Regions from separate parts of the Homo sapiens genome. Here region 1 is linked to region 2. Evidence: read pairs that join two places in POLR2A ChIA-PET (ENCODE). Cell type or tissue: Caco-2. All regions are shown on one strand. Each heading gives the region's core, and the rest is flanking DNA. Links, peaks and the distances in the headings are about the cores only.

Region 1 (2,902 bases), core at 155-2,654, 190 kb before region 2:
TCCCGGGTTCACGCCATTCTCCTGCCTCAGCCTCCTGAGTAGCTGGGACTAGAGGCGCCCGCCACCATGCCCGGCTAATTTTTTTTTGTATTTTTAGTAGAGACGGGGTTTCACCGTGGTCTCGATCTCCTGACCTCGTGATCCACCTGCCTCAGCCTCCCAAAGTGCTGGGATTACAGGCGTGAGCCACCGCGCCTGGCCCTATCTATTTTTTTTGAGACGGGATTTTGCTCTTGTCGCCCAGGATGGAGTGCAATGGTGCGATCTCAGCTCATTGCAACCTCCCTCTCCCAGGTTCAAGTGATGCTCCTGCCTCAGCCTCCCAAGTAGCTGGCATTACAGGCACACACCACCATGCACAGCTAATTTTCATATTTTTTTAGTAGAGACAAGGTTTCACCATGTTGGCCAGGCCGGTCTTGAACTCCTGACCTCAGGTGATCCACTCGCCTCGGCCTCCCAGAGTGCTGGGATTATAGGCGTGAGCCACCGCACCGGGCCTAGAGTAGCTGATTTAAAATCACAACCTTCTTCCATCAAACTTATTTTACTTATTTTAAAAATAGACTTCTGGCTGGGCGTGGTGGCTCACACCTGTAATCCCAGCACTTTGGGGGGCCAAAGCAGGGAGATCACCTGAGGTTAGGAGTTCAAGACCAGCCTGGCCAACATGGCAAAACCCGTCTCTATTAAAAATACAAAAATCAGCTTGTGGTGGCGGGCACCTGTAATCCCAGCTACTCGGGAGGCTGAGGCAGGAAAATTGCTTGAACCCAGGAGGTAGAGGCTGCAGTGAGCCGAGATTGAACCACTGCGCTCCAGCCTGGGCGACAAGAGTGAAGCTCTGTCCCCCCACAAAAAAAAAACAAAACCAAAAAAACGGCATATCTATCAACAGAGCCTCACTCTCACAGCTCAGTATTATCTGTAGCCATCCTCCCTACCCACCTGACAAATTCTTCTTCAATTATTGAGTGGTTCCACAGGTGACGGATGTCCAACTGAAGTAGCTGTGTTAAAAGCTGAAGAATTGGTTGCCTCTCTTCTTCCCAGTCAAAGCCATGGGCTGCCTTGGTCCGAGCTTTCTTACCCTAAAAAGGATCATGTATACATTGAGGAAAAAATAAGGGAAAAAAGTGGGTCAAGATCTGTCAGTCTGAGTGCCCAAACAATCTAGTACCAAGACAACATAGAAGGTAATACGGAAGAAATATTACAAGTTCCACAGCGCTACTTGTCCAGGAAGAAAACGTGTGACACTTTTGAGTTCTTTCTCCTAAATTCTCAATGAGGACAGAAAGGATTTGTGGATCATTGGATTCCCTTCTTTTCCATCTATTCCCCTATCTCCCCAGACCCCATATAACGTGAGCCCAAAACTCCAAATTACCTTCCCACCAAGGTCCAGGTCCACAAGGTTTGTCTGGCTGGCCATGGTCTCAAAGGATTCCAGGAGACGTATCAGAGCATAACAGTTCATTTTGAGGGCATTTAGATGGGCGTTTCTATCTGATCCACTCAAAGTTGTATCATCCAGGATAGCTGGAAGCTCCTGGGAGTGGCGGGATACCACTGTGAGGGGCAGAATCTTGGAGTCAGTTTCACTCACTTCTTTCATATACCCCAACTTCAAAACACCCAGCACTTGCAGCCATCAGATTACCAAAGATCTGTGTTTCATCTCTCAGTGGCCATAACACAAGCTAAGTCCTTTAGGACCCTTGGCCCTGATACCCTGAACATGCCCTGTTCCTACTCTCTCACTCCAGTTACCACAATTTCTCTCCAGCAACTGGAAGAATCACCCCTATTAAAAAGAGGTAGCTCAAAAGTAGGAAAAAGTTCTTGTTGGTCTGCCCTTACAGTGAACACACATAACTCTGTATCGCCCACCAAGATTACAGACCTTTAACAGGCCAAAGGTCCCTGGGCTTAGCCAAACCAACTGAATCACAACAGCCTTGATATCATCATGTGGCTGACAAAATGTAGGAAAAACAAACAAACAGACAAACAAACAAACGATAACAAACACCTTCCATCCCCTACCCCCTGACCCATAAACACCTTTTATCAGGAATTGCAGAGTATCTTCTTTGAGGCCAGGATCTATACTTCGAAAGTGACTATGAGGGAAAGAAAGTGTGGGGGTGAGACAGGAAGGAGCCTGCAGAGCCCCTTCTAACAGATCAGATCTAACCCGTGGAATCGAATGTTTAAAAATACACGTGAAATTGTTCAACTGAATAAATACGGTGGCAAGCTGGGTACATGCTCATCAGTAGAGATATCAATATCCAGAGGCATTTATCAGTGAACCTATAACTTGGAATTTCAGGACTAACATGCACAGTTAGGACAAACAGTCACCAGTTCTTTTTAAAGTACCAGTTGGGTGTTTCACTTACTGCAAAATGCTGTAGATAGTATCAAAGTGCTGCAGCATAGCCAGGGGCCCCTGAGCTCGAAAGGCAGCCTGAAAAGCTATGAAGATGGAAAAAACAAATCAATTTGGAGGGAAGAGAAACCTTTTCAGTAAATTCTATCCATGGCAGAAAACTAGGTTTATTGCTTTTATTGGTAGAATCACAAAAAAGAGACAAACAGTTCACTTCAATGTAACCTATAATGACGATGAGAGCCGGGCATGGTGGCTCACGCCTGTAATCCCAGCACTTTGGGAGGCTGAGACGGGTGGATTACCTGCGGTCAGAAGTTGAGACCAGCCTGGCCAACATCGTGAGACCCCATCTCTACTAAAAATACAAAAAATTGGCTGGGTGTGGTAGCAGGCGCCTGTAATCCCAGCTACTAGGGAGGCTGAGGCAGGAGAATTGCTTGAACCCAAGAGGTGGAGGTTGCAGTGAGCCAAGATCGTGCCATTGCACTCCAGCCTGGGCAA
Region 2 (2,902 bases), core at 219-2,718:
CGGCGTTTCTGCCTCTTACCTTCTCCCACCGTGCCCCATCCCCTCCACTCTGTCCGCAGCACCCTCACCTTCCCTTCTCGTCCCTCCTTCACTCGCACAGGCCCCTCCAGCAGCAGCTGTCTGGTGTGCTCAGATGCAACCCCCAGCATGGGGGACGTCAGGTCCAGGGTGGAGAATGGGCGCAGGTTCTGAGGGACACAGAGGGGAGGGGTCAGGGCGCTCGGCAGTCTGCCTGGACTTCCTGGCCAAGGGCGGCTCCTGGTTCTGCCACCAACACCTTTCTGTTTGTATCCTTCCCCCATGGGCTAGAGAAAGCCTCCCAGGGCCTCCTTTTTGCTCTTCTGACCTGTACCCCTTGGACTGTCACCACCAGGTAGGAATGATGGACACCCTTGTAGCACCCAAGTACGGGGTGTTCTGGCCTTGCAGCCCTCCCCTTCACCAGTATCCCTGGGACCTTGCTTTTCCTGGGTCCCTTCCCTTTGCCCTCTCACCTTCTCCACCTCATCACTGGGTGGCTCCAGCACCTCGTAGGGCCCGATGCGTTGTGCTGCAGCCGCCAAGCTCTCTTGCTCTTCGCCCTGGCGGACCTGCCCATTGATGTGTCGCAGGAATGACTCCACGGCTTCAATCTAGGTGGGGTTGGGGGTGTGGGAGGAGGGACGGCTCAGCCGTCCCCTCCCAACCAATGCCAGCCACAGCACAGCGCCACACTGTCACAGACACACTAAGAAAGAGACCCCCCTCCCAGTCCCCGATTCACCAGAGTCCCAGCCCCACTGGGGCACCTACCATGGCATTCAGGGCCTCTTGGGCTCGTGCCTCGGGGCTCCTCTTGAGCACAGCATGGAGCAGCAGTGGGTACTTGGTGATGCGCTGGTGGGGCTTGATAAGCAAGTCACAGAGCATCTGCCTCCCAGAGCGCTTGTGCTTCTCACACCACTGCAGGGAAGGTGGGTGGGGCTCAGGGTTTGCTCCCTCCTGCCCTGCCTAGTGGTGAACTCAGCCTCAGGCTCAGCTGGAGACCGGCCGGCTAAGATGCACCCGTCCCCCTCCCCAGCACCCCTTCTCCCACCTGCACGAAGGCATGGAAGAGAGGGTTAGTTTCTTGCTGTTCTCGGGCGTAAGCCATGGTCTGCTTCACTCGGAGGCAGTACTGGACATAGGGGTGGAACCGCTGGCCAAACTGGAGAGACAGATACGGGAGGTGGGGAGCAGGCATGGGGAGAAGGCCATGAATACAGGCTCTAGCTGCAGGACCCAGGAGCAGGTGAAGAGAGCCTCGCAGGGGCCCTTAGCCCAGCTCCTGACAGTCCCTCCCTCCCAGGATCCTCCCAGGAATGCTCTCGAGGCTACGCCCCTTTCTCTGGATTCCACGAAGGAGCCTGAGGTCCCGACACTGACCCAGAGCTCTCTGAGCTCCCTCTATCCACAGTGCTACTGGGGCCTGCTGCTCTGGACTTACTCTCCCACCATCGATAATTCAGCTGGACCGTTGTCAGGACATTGCAGATCCCATTTCACCCTGGGGGTGGGGTGGCGACCTAAGAGTTGGCTCAGAAGCCTTGCTCCTATGGAGGGGGTACCTAAGGCTCCCAGGGGCAGTACGCCTACCTCTCTACCCCACTGCAACTTTTTCCTGCAGGGCCCACATTTTCCTGGCTAGGTAACATTGTAGAAGAAAGTCGGATCCTAGGCCCTCTTGCTTTCTCTTGTCACTCTTCTCCGTGCCCCGGGTGCCTCCTGTGGCCTTTTACACCCACCCAGGTCCTCCTAAGGGTCCCCTCACTTAGGCCTCATTTGCTGCACCCAGCTTTTGTAGTTGATGGGAGCCAAGGTGTGACCCTTCTCTGAGACAGCTGCATTTTCATTTCATAAAGGCCTCCAGAAGAACAAGGAGCCTGTGGCACAGAGGTCAGACTTGTGGCATGAAGGGAGGAGGTGAGGTGATATTAGGGGTAGGGGCTGTGTCCTGCGGCCCCTCAAATCACAGAGATTTGCATACTGTGGGCATGCCCTACACACAGGACCCCCGAGGGCTCCGAGTCCTGCCCCATCCAGACACAGCCCTTCACAGGCCTCACCGTCAGGAAGCCACTTTGCAGACCAATGGGGTCCAGAGGCTGGCCCGAGGCCCGAGTCTCCTCCAGGGTGGGCCCCAGCACCTCATCCCAAAAGCTCCGGTGGGTTCGAATCAGGCTGGGGACATTTCCAAACAGGGTCTCAGCTGACACCTGGAGGAGGGAGCAGAGCTGAGCAGCACACTTTTGGAAGGTCCCCAGGGGTGGCACTGGCTGAGGAAAGGTGAGGACCTTAAGCTTGGACAGCAGGGGCGGGGGTGAAGAAGGATGAACTGGGCACTGGGCCTGGAAGATCTCAAGGATGTCAGTCTGAGAAATGGGGGGCCTGTGGCCTGCTTGGAGTCCCCAGTAACAGGGAAGTAGGGAGGGCAAGGCATCCCAAAAAACGGGGCAGTGGGAATTCAGACAGGGATGGCTGGAGGGCCCACCCTCATCCCCAGGCTCAGAGGTCGGGCTGTGCCAGGGTCCCCTCCTGAGCACCCACTCACTTCCATCAGCAGTCCCACTCGCTGCAGGTTCAGCAGGCCGGCGGCTAGCAGCTGCAGGGAGGGAGACGAGGGTCTCAGGACCCAGCGCAGCCCTTCAGTGTCGTCACCTCCCACCCCCCACCAACTTCAGTACTGCTGACCTATCTCCCTGCATCCCAGACTGGCCTGAAATCCTGCCCCTCCCTCCCCCAGTGACCTGCCTTCCAGTCTGGGAGGATGGGGGCTCATGCAGGGAAGATGGGGCCGGGGCTGGGGCTGAGGGGGGCTCACATCAGTCATGATCTTGAGCTTTCTCACGTAGATCAGCTCGGTGGTCAGGAGCTCCCACAGGGC

What was found. ChIA-PET counts read pairs that join two places held together with the same protein. Peaks named below come from ENCODE experiments on the same cell type or tissue, not always from the same donor. Only the 100,000 strongest peaks of a DNase experiment are listed, where the experiment ranks them.
Region 1: POLR2A ChIA-PET joins it to region 2 with 5 read pairs; 3 of 35 experiments call an interaction of 5 or more read pairs at or near these places.

Annotation. Positions count from the first base shown.
Region 1 is chr12:6,509,299-6,512,200 of GRCh38, reverse strand. NCAPD2 (non-SMC condensin I complex subunit D2) reads right to left here. Exons shown (of 32, transcript NM_014865.4): 3 at 2,409-2,484; 4 at 2,068-2,126; 5 at 1,391-1,572; 6 at 949-1,091. It also overlaps SCARNA10. Among named protein-coding and RNA genes, the nearest start is that of NCAPD2, 17 kb to the right of the region's middle. In Caco-2, for the core only: no CTCF peak of the experiment used is centred there; no DNase peak of the experiment used is centred there.
Region 2 is chr12:6,315,587-6,318,488 of GRCh38, reverse strand. PLEKHG6 (pleckstrin homology and RhoGEF domain containing G6) reads right to left here. Exons shown (of 16, transcript NM_001384598.1): 5 at 2,840-2,902; 6 at 2,570-2,620; 7 at 2,085-2,234; 8 at 1,076-1,186; 9 at 793-942; 10 at 495-632; 11 at 69-188. Among named protein-coding and RNA genes, the nearest start is that of PLEKHG6, 6.4 kb to the right of the region's middle. In Caco-2, for the core only: no CTCF peak of the experiment used is centred there; a DNase peak (open chromatin) is centred at 1,369.